Regions from separate parts of the Homo sapiens genome. Here region 1 is linked to region 2. Evidence: chromatin loops called from intact Hi-C (ENCODE). Cell type or tissue: GM12878. All regions are shown on one strand. Each heading gives the region's core, and the rest is flanking DNA. Links, peaks and the distances in the headings are about the cores only.

The links. A loop is a pair of places that touch in the nucleus more often than their neighbours do. Peaks named below come from ENCODE experiments on the same cell type or tissue, not always from the same donor. Only the 100,000 strongest peaks of a DNase experiment are listed, where the experiment ranks them.
Region 1: a loop joins it to region 2, with 2.6 times the contacts of the local background. A loop is called at or near these places in 2 of 110 quality-filtered maps.

Annotation. Positions count from the first base shown.
Region 1 is chr15:50,482,402-50,486,802 of GRCh38, forward strand. USP8 (ubiquitin specific peptidase 8) reads left to right here. Exons shown (of 20, transcript NM_005154.5): 12 at 1,874-1,960. Among named protein-coding and RNA genes, the nearest start is that of USP8, 60 kb to the left of the region's middle. RefSeq lists a silencer at 1,676-1,778. In GM12878, for the core only: no CTCF peak of the experiment used is centred there; a DNase peak (open chromatin) is centred at 2,540; H3K4me3 peaks cover 287 bases; H3K27ac peaks cover 228 bases.
Region 2 is chr15:50,357,055-50,361,455 of GRCh38, forward strand. GABPB1-AS1 (GABPB1 antisense RNA 1) reads left to right here. Exons shown (of 1, transcript NR_024490.1): 1 at 1-1,258. MIR4712 (microRNA 4712) reads left to right here and starts at 3,275; the gene lies at 3,275-3,356. In GM12878, for the core only: a CTCF peak has its summit at 1,984 (motif pointing right); no DNase peak of the experiment used is centred there; H3K4me3 peaks cover 938 bases; H3K27ac peaks cover 146 bases.

The DNA.
Region 1 (4,401 bases), core at 253-4,252, 130 kb after region 2:
GTATGGGGAAACTAGATGCTAATATTTGTATGATAGAATTTATATCTGTTTAGAATATATCCAAAATCAGTGACATCTAAATGGCCTAACATTTATCTTTGCATATAGTGATTTTTTGGTCAGATCGGTGTCATTTTGTTTCTTGCTTTATCTATTTAAATAATATTGGCAAATAACCCAATTAATTTTGCCCTTGGCTACACACCCAAAATTGATAGCCGTAATTTTAGGGGACTTTTTTTGTTATTCTTTTTCAATCTCTAATAATGCTATGCTTTTCTTTTTTTCTTCATTATGTCATTAACAATGCCTTTTCCTTTTGAACACCAAGTATATGTTTATAATACCAAGAACAGTTATGGTCCTTTTTACATATGTATAAATGGAAAAAACATTTTTAGTAGTGTGGAAATGACTTCTAATGGAAGGCGGGATACCATCTTTACAGAATGTCAATTTCTATACTTCTCAAACACAATTCAGGCATGTTACCAAAATTAATTCATAGTCAAGCTGCTCTTATCCAGGGAACACTTATCTGGTAACCTCTGCTATTAAAAAAGATAGCTTCCATCCAAAAACCTTCTAAACACCCCAAATTGGGGATATGAAGCCCATGTACTAAAACTCTCTAATTTTATTCACAGGAGGAGCAAAACATGTGCACTCCAAGATACAATTTAAGTATTATTCATTGAGTAGCTACTATATGCCAAGTATTTTCACTGCATTGTCTTATTTACCCCTAATGATAACCCCATAAGGTATTTAATTTACAAGTGAAACTGAAGTTTAGAGGTTAAGTATTTGCCTAGGATCACATAGACAGTGAGATTCCAAAGCCACTTCTTTTCCATCTTGCTATACTAGAGGCATGCAGTCTTTAGAACTTAAATCATTCATATTTGTGGAGTCATTTAGTATATAGGTGCCAAATATTCCTACACATCTAAGATTGCATTCTTTGTGTGCTCCTTTTAAAAGTAGGAGAAATATGTAATTTATTCTAGAATAAATTTTGTTAAAATTATCACTAATTTTAAAAAGTTTTTAGTAGAGTTATTTTAAAATAAGATATAAAACAAAAATGAGTTTTTAAAAAGAATCTACGGGCCGGGCGCGTTGGCCCACGCCTATAATCCCAGCACTTTGGGAGGCCTAGACGAGCGGATCACTTGGTCAGGAGATCAAGATGATCCTGGCTAACACGGTAAAACCCTGTCTCCACTAAAAATATAAAAAATTAGCCAGGTGTGGTGGCGGGCGCCTGTAGTCCCAGCTGCTTGGGAGGCTGAAGCAGGAGAATCACTTGAACCCATGAGGCAGAGGTTGCAGTGAGCCAAGATCGTGCCACTGCACTCCAGCCTGGGTGACAGAGCGAGACTCGGTCTCCAAAAAAAAAAAAAGAATCTGTGATGTTATAAGAAGATATGAATATAGATTTTTGCATTTTTTACTATTGGTCTGTATCTTAATTTCTTCTTTCTCTTGAATACTTCAAATTTTTTGAAGCACAACTCCTTTCAAGATAACCAAAATCGTAATAGTATTTAAATAAAAGAATAATGTTCAAATTAGGTCATGGTGAATATACATTAATGATCAGCATTTTATACTTGGCCATGTAGTGTGAACCAGTGCTTCACAGTCCACTTTGATTTTCATCTTTTTTTTTTCTTCACTGATTCATCAGAGTTCTTTAGTTTTTTAAGTATTTTGAATGTGACAGTAAAATATAATAAAATTTTCAGAGGCCTTTTTTTTCTCCTTTTACATTTTCATTCTCATAGATTCGGTTGTGTTAGCTAGTAGCTTTATGTTGGGAGGAGAATTAAAGTTTTCTTTCACTTCTGTAATTTTAATAATTTTACAGCCATTTAAGATTAAAGGACAACCAGAAAGTGGAATTCTAAGGACAGGAACTTTTAGAGAGGATACAGACGATACCGAAAGAAATAAAGTAAGTAGTTTATTGCAGGAAAAAACTGGAAAAAAAAGCCAAACATGGATTATAACTATGTGATTATCTTACCACACTGCTATCTTTTATCATGAGATCTACAGTGTAAGGGGATCGTTGCCATCTTTGGTAGCTGGTGTTTTGCTTGTTTTTGCATGATCAATCCATTTATATGCTAAAGGAAATAGTTTGTCTTCCTGTTTAAAGTGTGACAGCGTATTCTATTTATTTTATGAAAGTAAAAAATGTTTAGGCCTTACCATATGATCCAGCAATTCTACTTCAGGGTATATACCCAAAAGAATTGCAAACAAGAAGTATTTGTACACCCATGTTCTTAGAGTATTATTCATAATAGCCAAAAAATGGAAGCAACCCAAATGTCCATCAGCAGGTGAATGCATAAACAAATATGGTATGTACATGTAATGGAATATTATTCAGCCTTAAAAAGGAAAGAAATTCTGACACGTTACAACATGGATGAATCTTGAGGTCATTTGCTAAGTGAAATAAGCCAGTTTCAGGATAAATACTGAATGATTCCATTTCTATGAGGTTTGTAAAGTAGGCAAATGTATAGAGACAGAAAGTAGAATGGTGGTTGTCAGAGCTGGAGAAAGGGGAAATGGGGAGTTATTGTTCAGTAGGTACAGAGTTTCAGTTTTACAAGATGAAAAGAGTTCTGGAGATTGTTGGCACAGCAATATACTTAGTATCACTAACCAGTGCACCTAAAAATGGTTAAGATGGTAAATTTTATGTTATGTGTATTTCATCACAATTTTTTAAATACATAGGCTTTGTATAAGACATCTTTGCTGGGAGCGGTGGCTCACGCTTGTAATCCCAGGCAGGCAGATCACGAGGTCAGGAGATCGAGATCATCCTGGCTAACATGGTGAAACGCCGTCTCTACTAAAAATACAAAAAAAAAAATTAGCCGGGCGTGGTGGCAGGCACCTGTAGTTCCAGCTACTCGGGAGGCTGAGGCAGGAGAATGGCATGAACCAGGGAGGCGGAGCTTGCAGTGAGTCGAGATCGGGCCACTGCACTCCAGCCTGGGCAACAGAGTGAGACTCCATTTCAAAAAAAAAAAAAGGCTTCTTTGCCTTTGTTTTTCCTTCAGAGCTTGAGATACAATTTGCATACCATAAAATTCACCCATTTTTAGCATGCAGTTTAGTGATTTTTTTTTTTTTTTTTTTTTTTTTTTTTTTTTAGTAATTTAGTGTTGTGAAACCATTAATACAATCCAATTTTAGAACATTGCCGTCACACCAAAATGACCCCATGCCCAATTTAGTCTACCCTAAAGCCCAGGCAACACTGAGTCTACTCTGTCTCCATAGATCTGCCTTCTCTGGGATATATATACAGTCTTCCCTTGGTATCTGTAGATGACTGGTTCCACTACCTCCCTCTCATACCAAAATCTGAGGATGCTCAAGTCCCTTATATAAAATGGTATAGTGTTTGCATATAACCTATACACATCCTCCTATATACTTTAAATCATCTCTAGATTACATACCTAACACAATGTAAATGCTATGAAAGTAGATGTTATCCTGTATTGTTTAGGGGATAATAAAAGCCTGCACATGTTCAGTACACCCAGAGTTATTTTTTTCAAGTATTTTCAATCTGTGGATGGTTGAATTCACAGATGCAGAACCGATGAATACAGAGGACTGACTCCATATCCAATCTAAATCTATGTGAATTTAACATGTTAAATTTTTGTTAGGTCATTCTGCTGTATTTTGCCATTAAAAAAATCTGAGACCAGCCTTGGCAACATAGCAAGACCCCATTTCTCCACAGAAAGAGGGGGAAAAAAGGGTATGGTTGCTCCTGCCTGTAATTCCAGCACTTTGGGAGGCTGAGGCAGGTGGATCGCTTGAGCCCCAGGAGTTCAAGACCAGCCTGGGCAACATGGCAAAACCCTGTCTCTAGAAAAAAATATTAAAAAATTAGCTGGGTTTGGTGGCGCCTGCCTGTAGTCCCAGCTAGTTGAGAGGCTGAGGTGGGAGGATCACCTGATCCTGGGAAGGTCAAGGATACAGTGAGCCATGATCATGCTACTGCATTCCAGCCTGGGCAACAAGGGTGAGACCCTGTCTCAAACAAAAGGGGAAAAAATGACATAAAATATATTAAGGCTAGAATGACTGACTGAATTCACAGTTTTCTTATTTTTGACTGCAACAGTTAAAGAGCCACAGCAACAACAAACCCATTGATATTTATACAAAAAAAGTTCATTAACTACAGAAGTCAAATAATTTATACAATTTATTTGTTTAGATCTAAGATTAACTAAACATAACACATAACCCATTAAAACCATGTTGTGTAAGAATGATACAATGGACTTTGGGGACTTGGGGGCAAGAGATAAAAGACTACAAATAGGGTGCAGTGTATACTGCTCAGGT
Region 2 (4,401 bases), core at 121-4,120:
ATGTCAGGTGACTCCCAAGTGAGTTGGTGGAGCAGCTAGGAGGATAGTAATGTCTTCACTGAGATTAGAAACAAAATAAGAGAATATATGTTAGGGAAGGAAGAAGTCTTTGTTTTGACCATGTAAAATTTGAAGTGCATGTGAGCCAACCAGTCATATATGTGTAGTGTGCAATTAGATATTCATTCAACACTGTTGGAAGAGCACCTACTCTGTGCCTGGTACTGTTCTACACACTGAAATAGGTAAAGCAGCAGCAAAACAAATGGTTCCTACTCCTGTTTTTTAGAGGGAAACAGCATATAAACAAGTTTTAAAAATAAGAGGAGAGAGAATATCCCATAAATTCGTGAAGAAGGCTGGGTGCAGTGGCTCATGCCAGTAATCCCAGCAGTTTGGGAGGCCGAGGTGGGTGGATCTCCTGAGTTCAGGAGTTAAAGAGCAGCCTGGCCAACATGGCAAAACCCCGTCTCTACTGAAAAAAATTAGCTGGGCATGGTGGCACGCTCCTGTAATTCCAGCTACTCCGGAGGCTGAGGCAGGAGAGTAGCTTGAACCCAGGACACGGAGGCTGCAGTGAGCCGAGATTGCGCCACTGCACTCCAGCCTGGGCGACTGAACGAGACTCCGCCTCAAAAAAAAAGAGTTTGTGAGGAAAATTAAAAGCTGATTGGATAAAGTGTTACTCTGGGGAAAAGAGAGCAAACTTTTGGTGGTTGGTTGATCAGAGATGGCCTCACTGAGAAGGTATTAGAAAGGACAAGAACAGTGTGAGACCAAAGGGAATAGCTGGGCAAAGGCCCTAAGGTGAAAAATTTGTTGTGTTTAGGGAATAGCAAGGTCAGTGTATCCGAAATCTAGTGACCAAAAGAAGGAATGATAGGAGGTGAAGTCTTCAGCCTCAATAAGAAGGTGAAGTGCACTGGAAGCCATTGAAGGATTTAAGAAATGGAGTATCTGGCCGGGCGCGGTGGCTCACGCCTGTAATCCCAGCACTTTGGGAGGCCGAGGTGGGAGGATCAAGAGGTCAGGAGATGGAGACCATCCTGGCTAACATGGTGAAACCCCGTCTCTATTCAAAATAAAAAATTTTTTTAAAAATTAGCCAGGCGTGGTGGCGGGCGCCTGTAGTCCCAGCTACTCGGGAGGCTGAGGCAGGATAATGGCGTGAACCCAGGAGGCAGGGCTTGCAGTGAGCCGAGATCGTGCCACTGCACTCCAGCCTGGGCGACAGAGCGAGACTCCGTCTCAAAAAAAAAAAAAAAAAAAAAAGAAATGGAGTATCATGGACTAGGATAGTAGCAGTAGAGATGAGGGAAGTGGATGGATCCAAAAAGCTGACCTATCTTGCTTACCAATTAAATGAGGAAAGGGAGGAATCAATAGTGATGCCTAGGTTTGGGGCATGTTGTCTAGGTGGAATTAATTTTAATTACACTTTTAACCCCTAGCATATCCAAATATTATTTCACATGTGATCAACATAAAAAATTACTAAATATTAAAAATATTTTACATTATCTTTCTCATAACTAAGCATTTGAAATCTGGTGTGTATTTTATACTTATAGCATATCTCAGTACTTGATTTCATAAAATTTCCAGCTGAAAAAATAGATTCACGTACCCAAGTCGTTCCAAGCATACTTAAAAGTTTTACGGTAATCGAATCGTGTATATTTTTAAATTTTATTTTAAATTAAAGTTAGGATTATGAATTCAGTTCCTAAATTAGCCTCATTTCACTTCTGCATTTCAAGTGGGACAAGTTATTACCATATTGGACAATGCAGTCTAGTGAAGTAGAGGATAGTGGAAAGTCAGACTTAAAAAGTTGTTTAGAACCAGCTCTGGAAGGCCTTGGATGTCAGATTAAAGGACTGAGATTTTACCCTTGAGTCAGGCAGAATAATGGATGGTTTTTGAACTAAGGAGTGACACAAGGTTGTGCTTATGACTAGAAGGAGGCCACTAGGTGGCCAGCTGGTGAGTCAGGACACCCTTCAGTTGCTTTGACTTCAGCCCTGTGGATTCAAAGTCTGATTTTTGTCAGCGCTCTAGAGCAGTCTCACCAAAAGTGTGGTCCACAAGGCAGTGCCAGTCTGTAAGCCCTTTGTTACACATCCATGTCAAGGCATTTACAGAAAGTAAGAATTTAGAAACTTATAGCAGTTTAACAGACTAATTTTATTTCTGTGGGTCTAATAAAAATTTGAGGGATTGTACTTTGCATATTCTTTATTTCCCTTTTTTTGTTTGTTTTTTGTGTTCGAGATGGGAGTCTTTTTCTGTCGCCAGGCTGGAGTGCAGTGGTGCAGTCTCGGCTCACTGCAACCTCTGCCTCCTGGGTTCAAGCGATTCTCCTGCCTCAGCCTCCCAAATAGCTGGGATTACAGGTGTGCACCACCACATCCAGCTAATTTTTGTATTTTCAGTAGAGACGGGGTTTCACCATGTTGGCCAGGATGGTCTTCATTGCCTGACCTTGTGATCCGCCTGCCTCAGCCTCCCAAAGTGCTGGGATTACAGGCGTAAGCCACCGTGCCCGGCCCTTTTTTCCTTTTTAGTTTATTTTTTTCTTTTTTGAGACAGAGTTTCGCTCTTATTGCCCAGGCTGGAGTGCAATGGTGCGATCTTGGCTCACCGCAACCTCTGCCTCCTGAGTTGAAGCGATACTCCTACCTCAGCCTCCCAAGTAGCTGGGATTACAAGCATGCACCACCATACCCTGCTAATTTTGTATTTTTAGTAGAGACGGGTTTCTCCATGTTGGTCAGGCTGGTCTCGAACTCCCAACCTCAGGTGATCTACCTGCCTTGGCCTCCCAAAGCGCTGGGATTACAGGTGTGAGCCACTGCACCCGGCCGTTTTTTTCTTTTTCTAATAATTTTTATCATATTACATAAAAGTACCTATGGTCTCACAGATGAAGGGAGTCAGAAGAACCAAACTCCCAGAAGACATATAAATCTAAATGCCTTTTTTACTTTAGAGTGAAAACTGTAATAGCTAAATTATAATGGACATCTGCTCATTTTCTCCCTCCATGTAGACATGGAAAGCTACACGGAAATAACCGAGTTTATAGTAGCTACCATATATTAAACGTTTCCTGTATGCCAGCCACTGTGCAAAGCATATTATATATATTGTCTCATTTAATCCTCACAACTCTGTAAAATAAGTATTGTTTGCCCCATTTTTCCAATGAAGAAACCGAGGCTAAAATAGGTTGAATAACTTACCTAAATTCACCATCCTCAAAGGTGTTAAAGACAGGATTCCAGTACAGGTCTCTCATTTCCTTCATGATTAGGAATACTACTTTGAAATGAGAGACCTGTACTGTATCTGTTAATTCCAAATTCCCTGGCATAAAGACTCAGTACATTGTTTAAAGAGAATGCATGAAGTTAACTGCATTACCTTTTGGAGGGTTCATTTGTGAATTTGGGGCCAAAGTAAGGGGAGTTACTGGTATTCTAATAGCATCAAACAAATGAATTCATTTCATCTTTTGGGGAGGTGGAGGGAATAAGGTCTCACCTTGTCGCCCATGCAGGCTGGAAGGCCGTGATGTGATCTCAGCTCACTGCAGCCTCAACCTGGGCTCAAGCGATCCTCCCACCTCAGCCTCCTGAGTAGCTGGGACTACAGGTGCACACCACCACGCCCAGCTCATTTTTGTATGTTTTGTAGAGACTGTGTTTTGCCACGTTGCCCAGGCTATTCTCAAACTCCTGAGCTCAAGTGATCCTCCCACCTCAGCCTCCCAAAGTGCTGGGATTACAGATGTAATCCACCACACCCAGCCAAATGCATTCATGTCTACAATAGAAATACATCTCTTTGCTGCTATCTTGAATTTGTAGACTCCCACAAATCAATAAAAAAGAAGACATCCAATAAAAAAATGGGTAGAGGCCAGGCAGTGGCTAACACCTGTAATCCAAGCACTTTAGGAGGCCCAGGCAGGCAGATCACTTGAGGTCAGAAGTTCAAGACCAGCCTGGCCAACATGACAAAACCCTGTCTCTACTAAAAATATAAAAATTAGCCAGACGTAGTGGCACGTACCTGTAATCACAACTACTCGGGAGGCTGAGACAGGAGAATTGCTTGAACCCAGGAGGCAGAAGTTGCAGTGAGCCAAGATCGTGCCACTGCACTCCAGCCTGGGCGACAAAGCAAGACTCCATCTCAAAAAAAAAAAAAAAAAAAAAGGTAGAAACTTAAACAGTCACCTCACAAAAAAGGGTATCTAAATATTAGTTTCTTAAAAAATATAAAAGGGGCGTGTAGATGGCCGATAAACATGTAAAAGATACTCAACTAATTTAATCATTAGAGAAATGCAAATTAAAACCTAAATGATATTTTAATCTCACATCCAACAGAATG